Linked DNA regions of Homo sapiens: regions 2 and 3 are each linked to region 1. The links are chromatin loops, found by intact Hi-C in ENCODE. Cell type or tissue: PC-9. All regions are shown on one strand.

The links. Hi-C counts contacts between places; a loop is a spot of excess contacts. Peaks named below come from ENCODE experiments on the same cell type or tissue, not always from the same donor. Only the 100,000 strongest peaks of a DNase experiment are listed, where the experiment ranks them.
Region 2: a loop joins it to region 1, with 15 times the contacts of the local background. A loop is called at or near these places in 11 of 110 quality-filtered maps.
Region 3: a loop joins it to region 1, with 15 times the contacts of the local background. A loop is called at or near these places in 4 of 110 quality-filtered maps.

The regions. Positions count from the first base shown.
Region 1 is chr21:37,560,338-37,568,337 of GRCh38, forward strand. The region is part of intron 1 of KCNJ6-AS1 (KCNJ6 antisense RNA 1); the gene reads left to right. It overlaps LOC105372798 (a long non-coding RNA gene), which reads left to right. Exons shown (of 2, transcript XR_005647073.2): 1 at 1-4,544. Among named protein-coding and RNA genes, the nearest start is that of KCNJ6-AS1, 46 kb to the left of the region's middle. RefSeq lists a silencer at 3,371-3,470 and an enhancer at 3,510-3,804. In PC-9, CTCF peaks have their summits at 3,810 and 4,097 (motif pointing right); DNase peaks (open chromatin) are centred at 3,634, 4,204 and 4,574; H3K4me3 peaks cover 2,769 bases; H3K27ac peaks cover 2,480 bases.
Region 2 is chr21:37,655,811-37,663,810 of GRCh38, forward strand. All of the region lies in intron 3 of KCNJ6 (potassium inwardly rectifying channel subfamily J member 6), which reads right to left. All of the region lies in intron 1 of KCNJ6-AS1 (KCNJ6 antisense RNA 1), which reads left to right. Among named protein-coding and RNA genes, the nearest start is that of KCNJ6-AS1, 140 kb to the left of the region's middle. In PC-9, a CTCF peak has its summit at 3,321; DNase peaks (open chromatin) are centred at 3,381 and 4,241; H3K27ac peaks cover 3,011 bases.
Region 3 is chr21:37,334,431-37,342,430 of GRCh38, forward strand. It overlaps LOC124905019 (a long non-coding RNA gene), which reads right to left. Exons shown (of 2, transcript XR_007067861.1): 2 at 6,975-7,109. Among named protein-coding and RNA genes, the nearest start is that of DYRK1A, 28 kb to the right of the region's middle. In PC-9, no CTCF peak of the experiment used is centred here; DNase peaks (open chromatin) are centred at 4,351, 4,751 and 7,361; H3K4me3 peaks cover 1,525 bases; H3K27ac peaks cover 3,370 bases.

The DNA.
Region 1 (8,000 bases):
GGCCACACAGCCCCTCTGTGATGATACCTTACGAGTACCACTGAAGATGTCAAAAGCCGCTTTGAGCCTTCCTGGTGCAGGTGCTGCTTGGACATTATGAGGCTTCACTGGCTCATCTCAGCCCATGTTCACAGAGCTTACTGCTGTCTAGTGCTTGGGGAGCCTCAGCCTCATCAATGGCCTGTGTTACGCTGCCGTGGAGGGTGTCCAAATGTGCTTTCCACTCTAGGTCACCAGGTACAGTAGTGCGTGCCAGGCACTGAGCAACTCTAGGGGCACCATTCTCATAGGGGTCATCCTAGGTCAGTTTCCTAACAAATAGTAGAATTTATCTCTAGCAATGGGAGCCTTTTCTAGTTCATGCCAAGGTACATGCTGCCTGGAGGGAAAAGAGCACTGTTCCTGCAATCAGTTAATTGGGGCATAATCCTGCAGCTTTCGTTTGACGACCCTGTGTGTATTAAGTTTCCTAGGGCTGCTGTAACATACAACAGCCTGGGAAACAACAGAAATTAATTTTCTCACAGTTCTGGAGGCTAGAAGTCTGAGATCAAGGTGTCAGCAGGGTTGGTTTTTCCCAAGGACTATCTCCTTCGTTTGTAGATGGCTATTTTTTCCCTGGCTCCTCACATGGTCTTCCCTGCGTGTGTCTGTGTCCTAATCTCTTCTTACGACACTAGTCATATTGGATTAGGACCCACCTTTATGACCTAATTTAACCTCATTTATTTCACTCTTATTTGTTAAGAGTCAGAGTCTTGCCCTGTCACCCAGGCTGGAGTGCAGCGCCATGATCACAGCTCATTGCAGCCTTGAACTACTGGGCTCAAGTGATCCTCCTGCCTCAGCCTCCTGAGTAGCTGGGCCTACAGGTGCGCACCACCACAGCCAGCTTCATTTATCTTTTTAAAGACGCTTTATGCAAATATAGTCACATTATCAGGTACTGGGGGTTAGGACTTAAACATACGAATTTTTGGAGAACATATTTCAGCCAATAACACTGTGCCTCAAGGGCCCTAATCTTTAACCTAGGGAATATAATGATATTCTTACAGAAAATCATATCAAAGTGCTTTGTAGACTGCAAAGGGCTGCACAAATATTGTGTGGTTACTTCCTGTGTCCTGACAACTTGTGCCTGGATCCCTGATGTGATCATTTAGATCTGGTAGAAATACCAGGTGGAGTCAGCCTCCTAAAGATGGAACAGTGGGTAACAGGTGTAGAAGCTGGGGCATGAGGTGGTGGCGTGCTCTCCTTGCATGAAGGCCCTCTCTCCCCTGCTGCTCCCGCTGTTGGTGCTGATGTTCAGACTCATGGACAGTGAGCCCTACAATGTGTCATACCCCTGGGGCTGAGGGCAAGAGGGAAAGGGAACAATGGCCCACACCAAAATGTAAAAGGCCCTCCGGGAGTTCTGGTGTATAGGCCCTCCATGTAGCTGGAAATGATGGCCACAATTCCTCAGACGCCTGCCGGCTCTTTCTTCCACGTCTTTAGTAGGGGATCAACAAGGTCACTTACTGTAGGGAGTGATTTACTCCGCCTTCCCTGGATCACATCAGATTGATTCTAATCAGATATCTATGTACTGTTACTCCCTGAACAAGCATTTGGCAGTACTGGTAGTGGGGAGCCAAGATGGATTTAATTTCCTTTGGCCGATATGCTTCATTTTCATGATAACATTTCTCAAAACTTAACGGAGGGGCTCTTGATTTCTGAATCTGCCCTTTTTTCTAGAAGGGTAAGGCAGGAAGGTAAGATCTCATTCTCAGATGATTAAGACCAGCACCCTCCTGCAGTATCCACGCTCCCACCCTGGGGCTTTCCTTTGAAATCAGCAAGAGTCTGTGTAGATGAAGAGATACGAGTCAGGAGCAGGTCCACATAGAAGCGGCTTTCCCATATTAATAATAATGTTTCACAATAATATCACTTTGGGTGCTTCCTCTACTCCTTGGAGCCATAGATAGTGGATTTATTGACTTGTTTTCCTTTGACTTATGGCTCTTTCTCGTTATTTTCTGAGTGTGGTTTTGCTTTGCTTCCTGGAAAGGGAAACAGAAGTGGTTCTGGTGAATCCTGGGAGAGTAGAGCCTAGTTTTGAACTCTTACTCTCTTGATGACACGGCTGCTCAGAGGGAAGCGTGGCCAGAAGAACATGTTGGAGTTCCTTGCTCATATCCCTGTGAATATGGCCACATGTGGCTCTAGGCATTCAGTGGGTTCATGCAGTCTTTGGAACAGAACCCCACAAGGGGCTGACAAACAACCTTCTAAGGCTTGGGGAGTGCTGAACTGGACAAACCAGGGTTTAGAGCTTCCTCAGTGACATGCACCGAGTGGATCCAGTGGCCCCTCTTAGAGTCTCTCCAAAAGGAGGGGGGCCCTTCTTCCCTTTTTTGCATCTCCACTTCCCTCTCCCTAGGGCCCAGTGCTTTGTCTGACCTCCTCTCCCACTGGAAATTTAGAGGTTATGTGCATTTCATCTATCAATGAATACAAAGAAGATGATTCCGAATCCGAGAACTGCTAAAATGGAATTTCAGGCATTTCCAGGGAGAGTTTAAATGGTAGAAAGGGCTGGATTTACCATTAGTGGCTATTAGTTTGATTCTACTAAGACAGCATTTCTATTTTGCTGTTGGGACTGAAACAAACCTCATTCATTTGACATGAAAAAAGTTGGGACAGTTTTGGTATCTCCTTAGCTGGCTCGGTTAAGTGTATGTGAGGGAGACCATTTTTCACGCCTGGCCGGCTCTGTGCTTAAGTGGCCCCATCGCAGCCAGAGTAGCCTCATTACAGCTGAAGTCCCTGGTAGGTCTCCTCCTTCCTCTGAGCCCAGCGCAGTGCCAAGGCCGGGGACTCTGGCTGGCACTGGTGACACGCTGTCTTGTCCTGAAGACACGAGGTTGGGTTCGGCAGCTGGCTCCTCCGGGACAGGGCCCAGTGCACTGAGCTTAGCTGAGCCCTTCCCCTCACACCTGAAGTGTGGCACGAGGATGGTCACTCAGAAGCAGCGAGTAGGGTGTCCTGGTGGGAAAAGCCTGGCTTTGTGCAGTCTCGGGGAAGGTTTTCAATGCCATCTGAGCCTGTTTCCTCATCTCTAAGGCAGGGACCAGGTAGCCCGCCCCGCAGGGTAGTTGCAGGAAGCAGACATGTATCTGGGAGCAGCTGGCGAGTTCCTGGCATGCACTGCTCCCATCCGATTTCCGCAGATTTCCTGCTGGAACGTTCTCTCGGGCCTCAAGTTTTCCTGAGAGGACGACGTGGAGAGTGGAGACAAAGATGCTCAAAAGCCAGGAAATCGCAGGCTCGGAAGCCCCCACGCATGCCTCTGAACGCAGCGCCATCTCGGGGCTGCGGCGGGACCAAGCGGGACGCTTGCAGGCTGTCGGCGGCGGGGGCCGCGAGCCGCCGGCGTAGGCCGCTCCAGCTGGAAGACCCCACCGCTAGGGTTCCAGGGGGCTGCGGACGCTTCCGAGGGGCCCAAGGCGAAAGAACGCAGCCCGCTTGTCGGCCACGTGACCGTCCCCGTCCGCGTCCGCAGCGACCACGTGACTGTGCGTCCGCGGCGTCGATTGACTGGGAGCTCCCTGGCCACGCCCTAAGCGCCAGCCCCGGGCTTCGGGGGGCGGTGCTGCTGCGGTTGCCATGGCGTCTTCCGAGCGCGCAGGCGTGGGCCCAGAGTAGCTTTTCGGGTATTTGCTACCGGCTCTCGGTAGGGCTGGTCACCTTTGCTTGCTGAGCTTCGCGCCCTGCGTCCTTTGGTCCCCAGCAACTTGCAGGGCAGCCGTCCCTCATGAGGCCCTCCAGCGAATGCCCTAAAGCTCCGAAGTTGCTCCGGAGGAAAACAGGCTTGCTCCGAGGGTGCACGTCCTTACTGCCCGTGACGTCGTGGTGCCTTGAGGGCACCCTTCTGGGAAGATCCTTGCAGAGGCCATGTCCCCTCTCCACGACATCCAAGCCCATTCCCAACTTGCTTTTCACTCCTGTCCCCCCGGGGAACGTCTACTGGACCTTAGGACAGCCCCTCACCCCCGTGCACCCCCCAGGTGGATCTGCAGCGAAACCTCTGTGGTGACTCACAGTTGCTAGCATTGGTTATCTTCTTCCTGGCAGAAGGTGGCAGGCTGATGCTGTCGTCGTTCCTGTGTGTCTGACAAATCACAAATATGAATTCAGATCGTCACAGCTGAGTCATGCCCAGGATTTCCATGAGCCCTGCTGGGGTGGCCAGCTTGAGCTCCCTTCCCCACAGCCTCCTCCAGCTCTGCAGCGCCAGGCACCAGTGTGACTCATGGGGGCCTGTGGAAGCCGGGGCTGCTCAGTGGGGCTGAGTCTAGGAGGGGGAGAGAGAGAAAGGGAGCCCATCAACAATTACAGTGCAAACGCCGCAGCTGCCACCACCGAGTGCCTCCAGTTAGGAACTGGTTTGTGAAATTCATTACCCTATGAGACGAGTTTTATCTCTGTTTCACTCAAGAGGATTCTGAGGCTCAGGAGGTTGTGAATGACTCGGGGAAGCACAGCTGGTAGGTGGCAGGGTTGAAATTTGAATCCAGGTCATTCTGACCCAGGAGTTCAGACTTTTTCCCAGCCCAGCCTTTCCACTCGACCTCAATTAGCACAGTCATGCTGGGTGCCAAAGCTATTTACTTTGCTTGCGGGAGTCCAGGAGCTGGCTCCTAATGGCTCCATTTGAAATGGTTTTTTAGGCAAAGGAGACTAGATGAACGTGGAGGAGAGGGAAAGTATTTAGGCGCGAAGATGCTACAGAACAGGCTTATTCCAGTGCACCTCCAAACCCAGGCGTGGTGTTCTTCCTTCTCGTGCCTTACTTTTACATCCCCAGCCACTGCTTGGTATCACCTGGTTGTCCTCTGGGCACCTGAAGCTCAGCATTTCCCAGGATGAATATTTGCTTTTCCCTGCCATATCTGTCTGCCCTGAGTGAGTCAGTATCAGCGGCCATGTGACCGTCCGTGTCTGCAGCGTCCTCCCCCCATCCCAATATTCTTGCAGGCAGTCAGGCTTTGAAGACCAGGTTGTCTCTTGTTAACTTGAAAATCACACAATCTAGAAATTTGGACCAGGAGACTTTCTTTCTTTCCTTTCTTCCTTCCTTTTTTTTTTCTTTTTTTTTTTTTTTTTGACAAAGTCTTGCTCTGTCGCCCAGGCTGGAGTGCAGTGTGGCTCGATCTCGGCCCACTGCAACCTCTGCCTCCCGGGTTCAAGCGATCCTCGTGCCTCAGCCTCCCGAGTAGCTAGGATTATGGGCGCCCGCCACCATGCCTGGCTAATTTTTGTATTTTAGTAGACACAGAGTTTCACTTTTTTTTTTTCAAATAGAGACAGTGTTACTGGTGGAGGGTGTCCAGGTTCTTGGCGTCTTGTACAAAGAACTGGGCAAAACCCACAAACACAGCAAGGAAAGAACGAAGCAACAAAAGCAGAGATTTATTGAAAACGAAAGTACACTCCACAAGATGGGATCAGACCCGAGCATAGGGACTAAGAGCCTGGTTTCAGAATTTTCTGGGGTTTAAATGCCCTCTAGAGGTTTCCCATTGGCCACTTGCTGTACACCCATGCAAATGAAGTAGTGGCTTGCAATCTACTGTAACTACAAAGTGAAGTTACAAAGGTTACACACTATGCAAACGTCTGATTAGTTGTGGAAAGCAACCAATCAGCGGCTAAAGTGAAGTTACAAAGTTACACTTCTATGTAAACAAAGACTTAGCCTGCAATCAGTCTGTCTGGTTGTAGAAAATGGGAAAGTATGGAGGGTTTATCTCTGGTCCTTTTGTTACTTTGTTGTGGAAAGTTGGGGTTTTCCTTTTGATTTAGTTCTAGGAAGTCAACATGAGTTGGCCTTAGGTTCCCTGCTTCTAGACCCCATTCTCCTGCCTCAACAGGGTCTTACTATGTTGGCTAGGTTGGTCTTGAACTCTTGGCCTCAAGCAGTCCTCCTGTCTCGGCCTCCCTAAGTGCTAGGATTACAGGCGTGAGCCCCCACGCCTGCAGAGGAGACTTTATTTCTTATAAGGGGTTATAGGCTGCAGGGTGGCCATCCTGTAGGCTGGGAAGAGCCTCCTTCAAAGACCAGAGACAGGCCCTCTGGGGGAAGAAGGGGTAAGTCAGAAATTTAAGTTGAACATGTTGACCAAATGTACATATTCAACAGATTATCAGAGGAGATGTGAGTATTTATGAAGGGGGTCCTGACACATGCATATTGAACAAACATGCATGTAACATACAACCCATGTTCATTTGGGGTGGAAAATAACATTTGAATGTATTACAATTAGCCCCTATAGGTCAAAAGTTCCTTTTGGGACACAAAAGCACTCAAGTGTGCACCCTCTGTAAACTGGCTAGGACTAGTTCATGATTGGATTGGTGGTGTCTCATCTAGAGAAAGTTACTGACATCAGTGTCTTGTACAATCAAAGGTGTAGTTATGGCTGGGCAGTTAGTCTGTGCCTTATCTGCGTGAGCTGCAAATTGTTTTAATATTGCTTATCCTGAGACCAGTGCTTATTTAGACGGTAGAGAAAAAGAAAAATTCTGTGGCTGTTAGAACAGAATTTATTCTTTAAGCATAGAGGTGAGTGATTCAACCCTTGCTTGGTGTAAGGAACATGGTTGTGCTTTGGTCAAGGATAGGCCAAGGTGGGATGTTTACATCCTGCGTGACTCAGGGAGTTTAGAGCGCAGGCGTATAACTCCACTTGTTATCGCATCCACGGAGCCATAACATGGGAAGGCCGTCCCTTGGCATTAAGCCACTATTGTCTGTAAAAGGTATAATTGCCCTGCCGACACTGTACAGGTGCTGGCACCCAGAGAAAGAGAGAGAGCCAGAGCTGTCCATCTTTGCAGATGGACAGAGGGGAACCAGGACACAGCTTGGCTCACTGGCGCCCAGAGAGAGACAGAGTTAAGCTGCCAACCTTGAAGGCAAGGGAGAGCTGGCTGCGCAGCTGTGTGTGTGGGAGCTACCAGACTAAGCAGCCGAGACAGGGCGGACAGTGTGAGAAAGCTGTTGATGAAAGCTGCTGTTGAATAAAACCATATTCACCTGCCTACCACCCCATGACTGTTCTTTCTGCTCATCTACCCACTCCCTTTGGACCTCAGCATGGGCTGGAACCTGACCCCAAGTGTGACATTTGGCATAGTTGTGAGCCTGACACCTGGCGTGGCCATAGGTCTTATTTATAGTTTGATGTCTTATTTATAGTGTGATATCTTATTGTCACAGAATCTGTTGTCCTATGATCTCTATTTTAGCATTAATGCTCATCAGCTGTGTCTAAACCGCAAAATGGGAGGCATTAACGAGGCATGTCTGCCTGCCCATCCTGTCATGGCTGGGAACTCAATTTTTAAGGTTTTTCAGGGGTCCCTTTGGCCAAGAGAGGGCTCGTTTAATTTGTGGGGAGGACTTAGGATTTTATTTTTAGCTTACACTCTGAAGCTCCTGCTCACATCCAATTGTATGAAAACAAGCTTTTCATGTATTTCGTCTAGTAATTTTTTTAAATTTTTTGTTTTTGCAGCAGAAGGATTCCTCTGGTTCTCCATCACGGCCAGAAGCATAATTTGATGACAGCATTTTTTTTTTTTTTTGAGACAGAGTCTTGCTCTGTCACCCAGGCTGGAGGGCAGTGGTGTCACCCAGGCTGGAGGGCAGTGGTATGACCTTGGTTCACTGCAACCCCCACCTCACAGGTTCAAGTGATTCTCCTGCCTCAGCCTCCTGAGTAGCTGGGATTACAGGTGTACGCTGCCACTCCCAGCTAATTTTTTGTATTTTAGTAGAGACGGGGTTTCACCGTGTTGCCCAGGCTGGTCTTGAACTCCTGAGCTCAGGCAATCCACCCACCTTGGCTTCCCAAAGTGCTAGGATTACAGGTGTGAGCCACCGCGCTCAGCCGATGACAGCATTCTTTTCGATCATTTTCTTTTCTGCTGTTCAG
Region 2 (8,000 bases), 95 kb after region 1:
AGCAAGACGAAGCCACGGAGGTCAGGGTTTGCACTTCTGTTTCTGTATTTGGCTGACATCATTCCATGGACTTGGGTGTGGAACTTCCCCTATGTCTCTCTTGCTCTCTCTCTTTTTCTCTTTCCCACACACAGCCCTGGGAGGATGGCATAGGAGAGAGCGTGTGACACCACATGGCCATGGCCCATGGGGGGGCCTTCCTGGACCCTCATGGACTTAGGGGTTTTGCATCACCATGGTGCTGCCAGACGTGGCATGCACACGTTACATCAATGATAATGGGACATGGTGCCTGGACTCAGCGTGATGCTGCTGTGCCCTCTCCAAATGATACACCCCTGCTCCACAGGCTGGCATCAGCTGGCCACACCCCTTCTCCCTGCTGAGCAGCACAGGAGATGCTGACTCCTGGCTCTAGTGCTTTCATCCAATCATTGGGGGTTCTTCCTGCTGTGCTCAGGGTCCACAGAATCTTGACAAGCTCCTCACACAGAAGACACAGGCCTGGTCTGTGCATGCCAGCTTCAGATCCCTCATGAATGCTAAGGGGCTGCCTTGATGTCCCCACCAGCTCTCCTCTCCCTGCTGGGGCCTTCCCGGGCTGCAGCTGCAGACCCAGGCTGAGTCAAAGTGGTTGGTTTGTGGGGTAGACGATGAGCTTTAGCATGGTGGCCCCCCACCCAGGCTCACATGTGGTACTCTAACCTCTGAGGTGGGCCGCATAGCAGCCTCCCTTGCCCGCTCCTCTCCCAGCCTCCCCATGGCTCTGCAGCCCTGCAGGGGTGGTGCAGCTGGAGCTGGAGCGGCTGGGGCTGGCATGGGACACAAGGGCGATTCTTATCTTTGTCCTTTCCCCGGCCTGCCTGAGCTGGACGGTGGCTGGAGATCAGACCCTTGGCTTGCCTTCTGTCAGGGACACTGTCCTCAAAACTTGAGGATGGAAGAGAAATTCACATTCTACGTGGCCAAGCCTCCTGTCTCTCTTCTCTGGGGAGGGGAGGCTGCTTTTGTTTATGCTTCCTTCTCTCTGCTGGAAGAGACTATAATGAGAGGATATTTTCTTGTCCTTTGGCCCAAGAAGTTGGCACCCCAGCGCCAGGGTACTCAATGATGCTTGTGCTTCCTTCCCACCCAAAGAAAAGTTCCAGGGGATGTCAGTGATGGCGCTGTCCTGTTCTGCCATTGGAGGTCCTAGAAGATGCAGAGAGGTTGCTTCTTGGAGAGGAGGGAGGGGACAGGGTGTCCTGCCCTGGTACCCACATGGGCCTTCCTACACAGGGTGAGGAGTCTGAGAAGCCAAGGGGACCAGTCCACCCAGAACCCCTGCCTCACCCCCAGCCGGTCCCCAGGTATCTGGGACCTGGGAACTCTCTCCTCCAACGGCCCTGATCCAAGGCCTGTGCTGGCTAGAGTCATGGAAGGGTGGCTCAGGGCTGCAGAGCTGGGGATGGGACTTGGGGAGCTGGTTGGGGTGAACCTACACACGTCACCAATGACCCTCACTGGATGAGACAGGAGATAAGGGTGGGAGAGAAGAGGCATGTCCTGGGGGCCCCATTTGTGCTCTTGTTCTGGCCCTGAAAACCTTAGGGGTGGGTCTGGGGTGAGGCTCAGCAGTGGGAGCCCTGGGAACCTTCTCTGCCATAAGGACGGGGGATTCTGAGACAGGTGAGGGTCTGCCTAGTGTGCCCAGAAAATAGTTCCTGCTCTTCCTTAGTAGCACAAGCACTGAGGCTGCCTGCTCCCAGCTTGACAGGGGTTCACTAGGACCCCTTCCTCTCCTCTCCCTCCTCTCAAAGAGATTGGGGACTCAGCTGGGATCGTTGGGTGCCTGTAACAAACCAGAGGGGTGCCCCTCACTTTCTGGACTCAGTGAAAATCAGTCTTCTAATTTTGCCCATATCATTCCTGATGAAAATTCAGTTAAGTGAGGTCTTAGAGAAGAGGTAGTAGAGAAAGTGGTAATTTCTCATAACTGACCCGCCCAGGCCACCCTCTGGTTTAGAAAAGTCCCTGCTCCATGAAGGGAATTTTCTGGGGGAGACGGCATCTGAGAAATCAGTATTTCACGACGGTGTCTTTCCAGTGATGGTTCTGCAAGCTGGTAGAGTGGTGAGTCGGGATTTGAACTCAGATCTTTGGCCACCCAGGTTTTCCTTGCCTTGCCTTGCAGGGCTGGTCTTAGGCTTCAAGATTCATTTTTGTAGTTTGTGGGTTTTCTCTTAAAACGAGGCTCTTATTCCTGCAAATATTTACAGGTTACTTTATTCTGTGTGGAACAGAATTGCTTCTAACCTGGTGGGGGCAGGGAACACTGCAGTAAGGGCTCAATTAACTGATTTCACAGTGGTCACGACTCAGACATTCATTTTAGAGATTAAGTGGAAAATAAAAGAGATCAGAGCACCTCAAGCATACAGCAGGAACGCACAGTGAATTAAATGGAGAGATGGAAGTATTTGGTCCCTGAAGACGAGCATGACATTGCGATTTAGCTTGGATGAGAAAACTGAGGTTTCTTGGAAATGCCTACCCACGTGGGGGAATTTCTCTGTCAAGTTTCTGCTGCTTTGCAGCCATTTAAAATGGGTCCTGAAATATCTGCAGTGCAGAACATCTGAGAAGAGCTTTTCATTTGCTAGAATGTTGCAGCAAGCAGGCTAAGCGATGTTAGCAGGCAACTTTGTGATAGATTTAGAAAGCCCCGAAGAAATGGGTGGTGGTGATACAGAGAGATTTTTTCTTTCCTTTTTTTCCTTTTTTGGCTTGTCTGCAGAATAGATGAAAAGAGAAAATATACCCAGATACTTTGCTCACTCTCCCAAGTGCACACTAGGCAATGTAAGCTCCAGAGGCAGCGCTTACAGGAGGGGAAGGGACGCTGAGGCCAAGAGTGCTGGCTCACTGGGGTGGAAGGGACTTCAGAGGGCGTTCCTCACTCCTCTTATTGCAGGTGAAGAAACAGAGGCAGTGGTCCTTTGCCCCAGGCCATTCAGCTGGCCAGTAGCGGAGCCCAGGGCTACCCAGATCCTCCAATGCCCAGGCTGGTCCTCTTTCCTTTCTGACCCCAACACATGAAGAGTCCATCTGGAAATGTTGGCTCCCACACTTCAAAACATTAAACTCCTTGTTCTCTTTCTCCAAATGATTAATTTGTTTTCAGTGTTTACATTAGCTGGAAGCCAAGTTGGGAACACTCCTAACTCGTTTCTCAAACAAGATGTTTTTAAAATGAAGTTTCCCAGCATGGAATGCTTTGCTACTTTGTAAGGGCTTCAGTTGCTAAGAACTTACTGCACCTGTGTCAAAACTGTGCTCTCAGGGCCCCTGGTGGAGTCCAGAAGAAGAGTTCCACGCAGTCCCTGTTTTTCTTTTTTTTCCAGGAACTCCTGGAAACTGAATCACAGATCAGATCATGTTGTTCCACAAGAACGATGTGTCACTGTGAGGCTGCATTCCTGACCACGAACTGAGCACCAAATAAGTCATGGACATGCACCAAAAGGTGTGACCCAAGGGAGGCAGGGTGAGCCCCATGTCTCAGAACATCCTCGCGGACAGCAAAGCCCTTGATGTGGTGGAGTAGGGGCCTGTGGCAACCCCTCACACATGGCAGGTCCTTTGCAACCCCAAGTGCTTCAGATGCTACCAGCCCTCCTTGGGCAGGTCTGAGATGTGACAGAGAAGAAGATGAGAATGGAAAAAGAGAAAGAAGAGCGGAAAACTAAAAGAGGGAAGGGCAGAGGAAAGAGCAGAAATGCAGTCTAGCTGGAGGGCAGGCTGCTGGCTCCAGCCACTGCCTCAGATCCCCCCGACCTGGGGTACTCAGGAGTCTGAGTGGGTACAGGGCTATAGCCTCAATTTCCCCATCTGATGTGGGACTTGCCTTGACCCAATGCCTGGACCACAATCATCCCTGATACCTGAAGCCTCCATAGATATGACTCTTTCTAACGTTTGCTGCTTCAGGATTCAACCTTGTCCACTTTTGGCTTCTTCATGCCCTCTCCAATGAGCAGTGATTCAAAACCTTTTATAAAACTACCCATCACTATCATCTCTGGCAACATGGCTGTCTAGAGAACTCAGAAAACTGTCTCCCTCTGTAATGTTTAAAATGCTGGCTATATTTCAGAAATGTAGATGGCTGCACATGACAAAGTTAAAAAGAAAGGGAAGTGTTCAGAGGTCAAAAGAGGATGCCAAAGTCCAGAGAGCTGCAGGAATGCTGGAGGGAGGCTGCCCTGGGGCAGGTGCTAACCCCATGACCTCAGGTGGCTTTGGTGTGCCCACTTCCTGGGGACTTGGCACAGCAGCTTGGGTGAGACTCACGTGCAGAGCTCACTGTCCAGGCAGCTTTCCCAAGAGGCACCTGCCTGGGCACACACCTACACTCTCTTCCTTTTTTCTTTCACAACTGGTCCCCTCCAACTTGACCAAGAAAGGCCATGTTTTACCAGGATTCCTGCCACAGGGTGCAAGGCCCTAGACAAAGGGGCGAGAGATAAGAAATATCAGTGCTGTTGGACACCCTTCTAATAGTGGCATCATGTGCCCCAGGCTGGCTTCGGGGCTCTCCTTCTCTCCCATGCTCTACCCTGAATGGGAAGCACTGGTCGTGGGGTGTTCTGGCCCAGCTGTGAGGTTCTGAATTCATTTGAGTTGTAGAGTGGGCTAGCACATGGGATGCTGATTTTCCTTTAATGACCTTGCCCCTTCCATTCCCTACTATGGCCACAGAATGCATTGTTCCCATAAGGACCAAACAAAGACTTGTAGACGATGGTAGCTCATGTCACCCAGGCAGCAAACACACACCTCACTGGCGTACCTGTGTTAGAAATAATTTGGGATGGGGAGAAGGCGTGCTGGGACTCTCCATGAGGTTCAGAGCATGCTGCTGTCATGCTCACCACCAGGGCTGGAGGGAGCTTGTTGGAGAGCACGCTTACTGCGGGCCAGGCACTGCACCAGAGGGCACCCGTTTGGCCTTAATTGACACCGCTAATCTTGGTAAGGCCTGTCTCCCATCGGTGTCCCCGTCTGTGCCTTGGTTGGATCATTTGCATGATTTTAAGGTTGAGAAAGTGAAAATGTGCACACCTAAGCAGATTGATGGAACATCTCTGACAGAAAGTCACATAGGATAGAGGTAAGATAGTGTCTTAGTTTCTTCAACATTTACAGGGAAAACACTTTCATGATCTTTTGGCCAAAATACAATTGAATATTGTAAATCCATATTCAACTTTTTTTGCAAGGGTCTATTGAAATTCATACTATCTCTATGTTTCTGAAATTTTCACAGGATATCAGGCTAAAAGAGGCTTTTCTAACTATGAGTAACAGATTAATAGTTATTTGATAACTGTTGATAAGACCCCCTCCCCACTCCCACCTTTTGGTATAATTCCTTGAAAGTGAGAATGTGACTGTCTATAATGACTAGTAACAAATGACTAGTAACTTTTGTAAGATAGGTGGGTTCTAATTATTTGCTTTTAACAAAACGGAAACAGCTTATGGGTAATTTAAAATAACTTTCCATGATTAATCAGCACGTGATTTTTAATAACAAATGACTCCAAAGGGGTTCATAGAACAGAGTGATGTGCTACATCAATACTCATTTCTTCCCTTTTCTGTAATTTTGAGAATAATGTTCATAAGTGCATATATCTAAACTAATAAAGATTGGAACAGAAGTAATGCTGAATCCTGCCTTAGACTACCAGTAAGTCATATTAATCTATAGCTACATGTAAAAAAATTAGAAGCTCCACCCATTTCCTTAAGAGACATAGTTTTTTTTTTTTTTTTTTTTTTTTTTGAGACTGGAGTCTCTCTCTGTCGCCCAGGCTGGAGTGCAGTGGCGCGATCTCGCTCACTGCAAGCTCCGCCTCCCAGGTTCACGCCATTCTCCTGCCTCAGCCTCTTGAGTAGCTGGGTCTACAGGCGCCGGCCACCATGCCCCGCTAATTTTTTCTATTTTTTTTTTTAGTACAGACGGGGTTTCACCGTGTTAGTTGGGATGGTCTCGATCTCCTGACCTCGTGATCTGCCTGCCTCGGCCTCCCAAAGTGCTGAGATTACAGGCTTGAGCCACTGCGCCCAGCCTAAGAGACATAATTCTAATAAAATTTTACTATTTGTACTTAAAAATTATTTACCAAAACTTAATATATTTATGTTTTGATCATTTGCGTTCTGCTTATGTTATAATAACTATCTAGAAGAAAACAATTTAATCCTTGCAGTCTTGTGATCAGAGAAAATTTTATTTATTTTTATTTTTATATTTTAAGTTCCAGGATACATGTGCAGGATGTACAGGTTTGTTACATAGGTAAATGTGTGCCATGGTGGTTTGCTGCATCTATCAACCCATCACCTAGGTACTAAGCCCAGCAAGCATTAACTGTTTTTCTTGATGCTCTCCCTCCCCATCCCCATCCCTGACAGGCCTGAGTGTGTGTTGTTCCCCTCGCTCTGTCCATGTGTTCTCATTGTTCAGCTTCCACTTATAAGTGAGAACATGTGGTGCTTGGTTTTCTGTTCCTGTGTTGGTTTGCTAAGGATAATGGCTTCCATTATTCCAGCTTCATCCATGTCCCTGCAAAGGACATGATCTCATTCCTTTTTATGGCTGTATAGTATTCCATGGTGTATATGTACCACATTTGCTTTATCCAGTCTATCATTGTGGGCATTTGGGTTGATTCTATGTCTTTGTTATGTGAATAGTGCTGCAATGAACATATGCATGCATGTATCTTTGTAATAGAATGATTTATATTCCTTTAGGTATATACCCAGTAATGCGATTGCTGGGTCATATGATATTTCTGGTTCTAGGTCTTTGAGGAATCGTCAGACTGTCTTCCACAATGATTAACTAATTTACATTCCCACCAACAGTGTAAAAACATTCCTATTTCTCCACATCCTCGCCAGCATCTGTTATTTCTTGACTTTTTTATAATCACCATTCTGACTGGCGTGAGATGGTATCTCATTGTGGTTTTGGATTTGCATTTCTTGAATGACCAGTGATGTTGAGTTCTTTTCTCGTATGTTCATCAGCCACATAAATGTCTTCTTTTGAGAAGTGTCTTTTCATGTCCTTTGCCCACTTTTTAATGAGGTGGTTTGTTTTTGATAAGATTTTTAATATTTTAAATTTTGTATACATATTCTTGTTGCAGAGAGGTCTGAGAGGGTGATTAAAAAATACTTGGAAGCAAAAAAAATTTAATATATTAGGATAAAATTCTGTAGGTGAGATGAAATGGAAATAAAAGTTCAAGGAAGAAAAGGATACTCTAAAACTCCAGATGTTTAAAGAAAGGCTTGACTTGTGTTTTTTTAGTGGACGATGATGGGTATTGAATTGTTGTAAATTTATATTCCATGGGATCTATTTACATGAGTTCTGTAATTGTTTATGTCAGTATTTACAGTATGCTAGAAAAAACATCTTTTATAATTATTTAAGCTTATAATAAAAATTCTGGATGTCAAATTAAAAATATGTGAGAGGCCTAATAGTTTTCCCAAATGTTTAAGGAGTATGTGAGCAAAAAAGTTGAAGACCACTGTCTTAGAGCACTCAGCTAATTCTCTAGTTAAAAGACAAAGAGAGTTTCATGAAACAAAAAAAAAAAATCCAGCTACATACTGTTTACAAGAGGCACTCCCCAAACAAAAGGGCATAGAAAAGTTGAAGCTAAAATAATAGGAAGGGATATATCAAACAAATATTAATCAAAAAGAACAGTGGTATAGCTATACTAATATGGGACAACATGGATGAAGGCAAAAGGTATTGCAAGAGATGAAAGGGTCACCATAATGATGAAAGATTCTACTCACCAGGAGAAGAATACTGATTATATACATCTAATAATACAGTTTCACAGTAGAAAAAACCAAGAGTACAAGATGAAATGGACACAGTCACCATCATAATGACAGCTCTATCAGTAATTGAAAAATTAAAT
Region 3 (8,000 bases), 230 kb before region 1:
AATAAAATATTTGAGAAGAGAAACTGAAATTCTTCTACTTAAAGAAGAATAGCATTTTAAGAAGTTGCCTTGATACTAAAATCTGCAGGTATTAAAAAAAAAGGAACTGACAAAATGTCTTCCAAAGGGGCTCTTGATTCTGCTTTCCTACCAGCAATGAATGAGAGTCCCTGTTGCTGCATGTCCTTGCCAGCATTTACTGTTGGTGTGTATTAGTCTGTTCTCACACTGTTCTAAATAACTTTCCAAAACTGAGTAATTTATGAAAAAACGAGGTTTAATTGGCTCACAGTTCCTTAGGCTGCACAGAAAGCATGGCTGGGGAGGCCTCAGGAAACTTTCAATGATGGCAGAAGGCAAAGAGGAAGCAGGCAAGTCCTACATGGCTGGAGCAGGAGAAAGAGAGCAAAGCGGGAGGTGCCACACACTTTTAAACAACCAAATTTTGGCCAGCATGGTGGCTCACACCTGTAATCCCAGCACTTTGGGAGGCTGAGGCAGGCAGACCACTTGAAGTCAGGAGTTCTAGATCAGCCTGGCCAATATGGTGAAACCCTGTCTCTACTAAAAATACAGAAAAATTAGCTGGGGGTGGTATTGGGCACCTGTAATTCCAGCTACTTGGGAGGCTGAAGCAGGAGAATCGCTTGAACCTGGGAGGTGAGGTTGCAGTGAGCTGAGATTGTGCCACTGTACTCCAGCCTCAGCGACAGTGCGAGACTCCATCTCAGAAACAAAACAAAACAAAACAAAAACACACAAAAACCTCCCCCAGCTTTCATGAGAATGAACTCACTATCACGAGAACAGTGAGGGGGTCATGATCCAATCACCTTCCACCAGGTCCCTCCTCCAACACTGAGGATCACAATTCGACATGAGATGTGGGTGGGGACACAAGTCCAAACCATATCAGTGTTTTCAGTGTCTGACATTCTGATAGGTATGTAGTGGTATCTCATTGTTGTTTTAATTTGCATTTCCCTTATGACAATTATGTTATTGCTGGATGTTTATGTTTTCATTCAGCCTAAGAGTATTTAAAAGTTTTTTAACTATGGTAAATGACACATGAAATTTACCATCTTTATCATGTTTAAACATACTGTTTAGTAGCATTAACTATACTCACATTGTTGTGCAACTGTCGCAATCCATCTTTAGAGGTTTTTCATTTTGCAAAACTGAAACTCTGTACCCATTAAACAACTCCCCATTGCCCCCTACCCTTAGCTGCTGAGAGCCGCCATTCTACTTTCTGTTTCTATGATTTTGCCTATTCTAGGCATCGCATGTACATGGAATCATACAGCATTATTTGTCTTTTTGTGACTGGTTTATTTCATTTAGGATAATGTCCTCAATGTTCATCCATGCCATACATTTGTCAGAATCTGCTTCCTTTTTAAGTTTGAATAATACTCCACTGCATGTGTAAACTACGTTTTTTTTTTCTTTTGAGACAGAGTCTTGCTCTGTTGCCAAGGCTGGAGTGCAGTGGCTCGATCTTGGCTCACTGCAAGCTCTGCCTCCCGGGTTCAAGTGATTCTCCTACCTCAGCCTCCCGAGTAGCTGGGATTACAAGTGCCTATCACTAATTTTCTGTATTTTTAAGTAGAGAAAGGTTTCACCATGTTGGCCAGGCTGGTCTTGAACTCCTGACCTCAAGTTATCCACCTGCCTCAGTCTCCCAAAGTGCTGGGATTACAGGAGTGAGCTGCCACTGCGCCCAGCCTTTTTTTTTTTTTTTTTTTTTTTTTTTTGAGACAGGGTCTCACTCTGTCGCTCAGGCTGGAGTACAGTGGCACTATCGCAGCTCATTGCAGCCTTGATCTCCCAGCTTAAGTGATCCTCTCACCTCAGTCTCCCAAGGACTACAGAGGTGCACCATCAGGCCTGGCTAATTTTTAAATATTTTTGTAAATTCCAGGTCTCGCTATGTTGCCCAGGCTGGTCTCCAATGCCTGGGCTCAAGTGATCCTCCCACCTTGGCCTCCCAAAGTGCTGAGATTACAGGCATGAGTCACCTCGCCTGCCTTATATTTTGTTTATCCATTTATTTGCTTCTACCTTTTGGCTCTCGTGAACAATGCTACAATGGACATAGATATGTAAATATCCCTTCAAGATCTTGCTTGCAAATCTTTGAGGTATATACCCAGAAGTTGAGTTACTGGATCTCATAGTAATTCTGTTTAATTTTTCCAGGGACTGCCATACTGTTTTCAATAGTGGCTTCACCATTTTACTTTCCCATCAACTGTGCACAAGCGTTCTAATTACTTCACATTCTGCCAACATTTGTTATTTTTGTGGAGTTTTTGGTTTTATTTTTATTTTTTATAGTAGACGTCTTAAGGGGTGTGAAATGTTTCCCTTTAACAGAGTTGAGGCTGAGTGTGGTGGCTCACACCTGTAACCCCAGCACTTTGGGAGGCTGAGGTGTGTGGATGGCTTAAGCCCAGGTGTTCGAGAGCAGCCTGGACAACATGGCGAAACCCCGTCTCTACCAAAAATACAAAGATTAACTGGGCGTGGTGGCACATGCCTGTAGTCCCAGCTACTCAGGTGACAGGCGGGAGGGTCACCTGAGCTTGGGAGGTCGAGGCTGCAGTGAGCCATGATTGTGCCTCTGCACTACAGTCTGGGTGACAGAGTGAGACCCTGTCATAAATAAATAAATAAATAGTGAGTTGAACCCATTCACATTTAATATAGTTACTGATTTCTGATATTTTATGTTTTTTATTACATTGTTCTCTTTATTATTTCTTTTACTTTCTTATTTCCTAGGATTTTTTTTTTATACACTGAATTTTCTTTTTTTAAAACTCTCTTCTGGTTGTTTGAAAAGTTATACGTACTATTTCTTTTTTTTTCTTTTTTTTTTTTTTTAGAGATGGGATCTTGCTATGTTGCCCAGGTTGGCCTTTGAACTCCTGGCCTCAAGGGATCCTACTCCGTCAGCCTCCAGAGTAGCTGAGACTACAGGTGCACCCCACGGAGCTGGGCTTTCTTCCTATTTGTCTATTTTCAGGTAAAGGCTCATGTTCCTTGAACACCTGCTATGTTCCAGCCCCTATGCAGACCTTTTTATATTGATGATCTCATTTAATCCTTACGACAGCCCTATGAGGTTGCTCCTATTTTTAAAAATAAACTTTATATTTTAGAATAAATTAATTTTAAATTAGAATTAACTTAGAATTATTTAGAATAAATATTTTTACTTTAGAGTAATGTTTTTAGGACTTAGATTCTAAAAAGAAAAAGGAAAGTGCTGTAGGCAGTACAGAGAGTTTCTGTTTACTCTACACCTAGTACACCCAGTTTCCTTTAGTATTCATAGCTTCCATGGATATGGTATGCTTGCCAAAATTAATGAACCAATAGTGACACATTTTATTAGCTAAAATCTGTAGTTTATGCACATTTCCCAGGTTTTTGTCAAAATTTTACAATCTGTGTCAACATACCACACGACATCAGCCTCCTGTCTCCCTTAGGTTCTTGTTGGCTATGACAGTTTCTTTGTTTCGATGACCTTGGCAGTTTAGAGGAGATGGCCTTTAATTTAATAAGACCTTTTAAACATCTTTCTCCATAAACATTTAGAATGAATCAGTATCCATAATTTTTCCCTCTGGAATAAGATAAGATCTTAAACATCTCATGCTTTGTAGGAATAATCTAAAATTTCAGTTCCAATTGAGCAATAAAATTCTTTCTACATTTCTCTTTCTCTTTAAAATAGTTTCTTAAATGTCTTAATCTTAAGATCTCAGTATAAATTTTATCAGTTTATTTATATTTGTTACCACTTTTTCATGTTTTGAATTTAATTATCTTTCTTGAATTACTTTTTCCCCCCCGAAGGAAATATTTTCAGAAAGGATGGTTGGGTGATAAACTTTCTGAGCCCTTCATGGTCAAGCTTTTCTTATTTGCAACATGGAGATCAAAATACCTATCCCACAGAATTGCTGAAGATGAACGAATTCATACTTTTAAGCTTTTAGCAGAGTTCACCATATAAGCAATCAATAAATGTTAGCTCTTGTTACTATTACAATGAGCACATATTATTTTGTAATTATAAGGAAAACTATGCACGGACGCACGCAAGGAAGGAGGGATAGTGGTAAAGAAGGTGATAATACGGAAAGTGATGTGACAGAATGGAAGAGCAGGTGACATAACCACTATTTTCAGCTTGGTAAATGTGGAAAAGTCCTGAGCATTTCTGCCAACCAGCTTAACCTGGGCTATGCTGTCATCCATGGTCCAGACAGCCACGTGGGTGTTAGAAGCCACATGGCCCATCTGTCTCCTCTGAGGTCACTGGAGTTTATCAGCTGTTGTGTACCCTTAGCATGAGTCAGGAGGGTTCTGGGAAAATGTCTTTCTAGTTGAAGGACTGGCAATTCAGTTCAAAGATTAATAAACACAAAATAACACTTGAGAAGCATGTGTCATGTCAAATGCAGAACGTGTGTTCCAGAGGGAGGAACAAAACACGAGTGCTCTCTAAACAGACCAAAATTTCTTCAATTGATTCTTTGCTATTCATGAGCAAGGGAGGGAGAACAAATTGTTATGCCTGACACCAGATTTCAGGCCTGGAATTTTGTAGTGTGATTCATGCAGCTATATTTAATATTTGCAGAGTCATCCAGTAACCCCTGTCAGAGCCCAGGGAAGCCTTCACCCTGGGGCAACTCCCTTCTCCACCATCCATGCACTGCTTAGGGATCCTTGTAGGACGGTCTTGGTATGACGTATCATTCCTCGCATGCTTGAATGGCAGTTGTGTCTCCATAAACACCAGTGCCGGCCAAACACAGCCAGGTCTTTCATGTCAATTTAGGAATGTGTTGCCCTCATAAAGATAAGGCATTTAGTGCTCTTGACCTTGTTAAAGGTCTGTGACTGGCTCAGAATTTTTAATACCCGGGGAGTAGTGCGGAGGCGCGGTGGGGGATGGACTCTAGTTGTTTCCTGTGCTCAGGGTAGAATCCTGGAACCTGAGTTGCCAAAAAAAAAAAAAAAGAAAAGAAAAGAAAAAAAGGAAAAGAAAAATTGGATCATTAAGTTAGGATATTATGTTTAAATCTTATAATGTACTTGTAAATGTTGATGGCATAATATGTAAGTAACAAAAGACATGGCTTCATCAATTTCTACTTTAAAAGCTTTCACAGGAAAGAGATAAAGAATAATGTGGCTAATAAATGACATGCTGATAAAGTATTAAAAAGAACAGAACACTTCTGATGGCTTCACACTCTGGAAGGATGGGAAATAAGCAAACGCAAAATAAAACAGCTGGGTAGACTCAAAGGAAATAAAAAAGGGGTTTCCCCCACCCCTGTACATTCCCTCAAATAGGAGCTAAAAAGGAAAATAAAATTGCACCAAACCATGAGAGGGGAACATTTAAGCATTCTAATATTGTAAATAGACATTCAGGCTGAGTTTTCCATCCAAAAGCTAGGACAGGAAATAAATCCTTAAGCATAACTAAGAGACTAATAAGGAAATATTTTCAGGGGTTTAAAGCAAATAGTTTTTTTAATGCAAAAACAACATAATCAAGACATATTATCACATGTCATATATGACAGCAAATATGCTTACCAGGCTTCTTCCAAGAGCAAATGAGATAAAAGTACTTTGAAACCATAAAACGTTATGCAAATGTGCAGTGATATTAGCGTTATTTGGGAAAATAAAAGCACTGGGCTTCTCCCTTTTCCTGTTTCTCATTCCTTTTATTTACCTTAAAATACAAGTTTATTTCTTCTCAATATACCTGAGGAGTTGCCTAGTAGGAAATGGAACACACACAAAATCCGGCTTTTTCTTCCTGTCTTATTGTTCGTTTGTCACAATATTTGTTTTTCCTGGTTGTTGTTTAAAAATTGTTATGGAAAATTTCAAACAGACATCAAGTTAGAGAGAATTTGATCATGAACGTCATGTCCTCATCCCTCAGACTCTACATGTGTTATTAGCTTTTTGGCCAGTCTTATTCCATCTATAATCCCACCTACTTTCCAACTCAGATTATTTTGAAGTAAATGCCAGACATCCTGTCATTTCCATTAGAATTCCTAAAAGATAAAAACTATTCAAAAAAGAACACGGGACAGAGGCAGGCGGATCACCTGAGGACAGGAGTTGGAGACCAGTCTGGTCCAACATGGTGAAACCCCGTCTCTAGTAAAAATACAAAAATTAGCTGGGTGTGGTGGTAGGCACCTATAATCCCAGCTACTTGGGAGGCTGAGGCAGGAGAATCGCTTGAACCTGGGAGGTGGAGGTTGCAGTGAGCCAAGATTGCTCCATTGTACTCCAGCCTGGGCAACAAGAGCGAAACTCCATCTCAAAAAAAAAAAAAAAAAGAATACAGGCTGGACGTGGCGGCTCACACCCATAATCTCAGCCCTTTGGGAGACCCTGGAGGAAGGATCACCTGAGCCCAGGAGTTTGAGACCAGCCTGGGCAACACAGAGAGACCCAGTCTCTACAAAAAATACAAAAATTAGCCTGGCATTGTGGCTGCGCCTGTAGTCCCAGCTACTGGAGAGACTGAGGCTGGAGGATGGCTTGAGCCCAGGAGATTGAGGCTGCAGTGAGCCGTGATTGCAACACTGCTCTCCAGTCTGAGTGACAAAGGAAGACTCTGTCAAAAAAAAAAAAAGAAAGAAAGAAAGAAAGGACCTTACTATAACAATTATTCTTGAATATCACCAAAATCCAGTCAGTGCTCCATTTCCCCGATTGTCCTGTAATTTTTTAAACAAGTTGTTCGAATCAGGATCCAAAAAAGTTCCCATTCATTGTGATTGATTGAGGTGTCTCTTTAGATTTTTTAAGCCTGGAGGTACTGGCACAACCTCCTTCTCTCTCTCTCCCTCCTCCTCCCACTCTTTCTCTCCCACCCCCTCCACCCTCAAACCCAGCAGGTCTGACCAGGCAGCAGTGGTCATCTGATTGACGCGCATTGAACTCTCTGCCTGAAAAGATGCTGTACTTCGTTGAGTTCCTTCCTTTTCTGTTCTGCCCAAGCTGTAATGGCTCTGAGGATTTGGAAAAGGTTTTAGAATCTAGGAATGAATGAGAAAACTGTTTTAAAGGGCCCCTCCACACTACTGAGGTCATTTACTTTTTCTTACTCTTTACCAAAACCTGTATAGATCACTGATATAATAGATGCGAAAGATACTCTAGTGGAAAATGTCATGTAAATGTAAAGGACTGCTGATGGTTATGTTATCATTCAAGAATGTTTTACAGGGGGAGATCTTAGCAAGCGGAAGTACAAGTAAAACTGAATCATGAGCAATTTATGTTATTACCTTCAGGGCAACCATAAATTAAGCCAGATAATTGTTCCCGGGCTCTGAACACTATGGGACAAGAAGCCATGGCTATAAGCCAAGAAAAAAAAAGCCGTATTTTTAAAAATACCCATTTAAAAGAGGAAAAGCAATTAGGGAGCAGATCCTGTAAGTAAAGGAAGACGGGGAAATAGCATTAAGTAGGTATCCAACAAGTTATTTGATATGACAGTGGTACAAATGATGCAAAAATATTCTCTTTCTTCCCTCAAATTTACAGAAACTGGCTCACAGTTTTTTGAGTAGTGAAGAATTTTAGGGCTGGGCGCAGTGGCTCATGCCTGTAATCCCAACACGTTGGGAGGCTGAGATGGGAGGATCACTTGAGCCCAGGAGATCAGCCTAGGCAACATAGTGAGGCCCCATCTCTACAAAACATTTTGAAATTAGCTGGGCGTGGTGGTGCACGCCTGTAGTCCTAGTGTATTAGTCTGTTCTCACACTGCTATAAAGGGCTGTCTGAGACTGGGTAATTTATAAAGGAAAGAGGTTTAATTGACTCATGGTTCCACATGGCTGGGGAGGCCTCAGGAAACTTACAATTGTGGTGGAAGGGGAAGCAAACATGTGCTTCTCCACATGATGACAGGAAGGAGA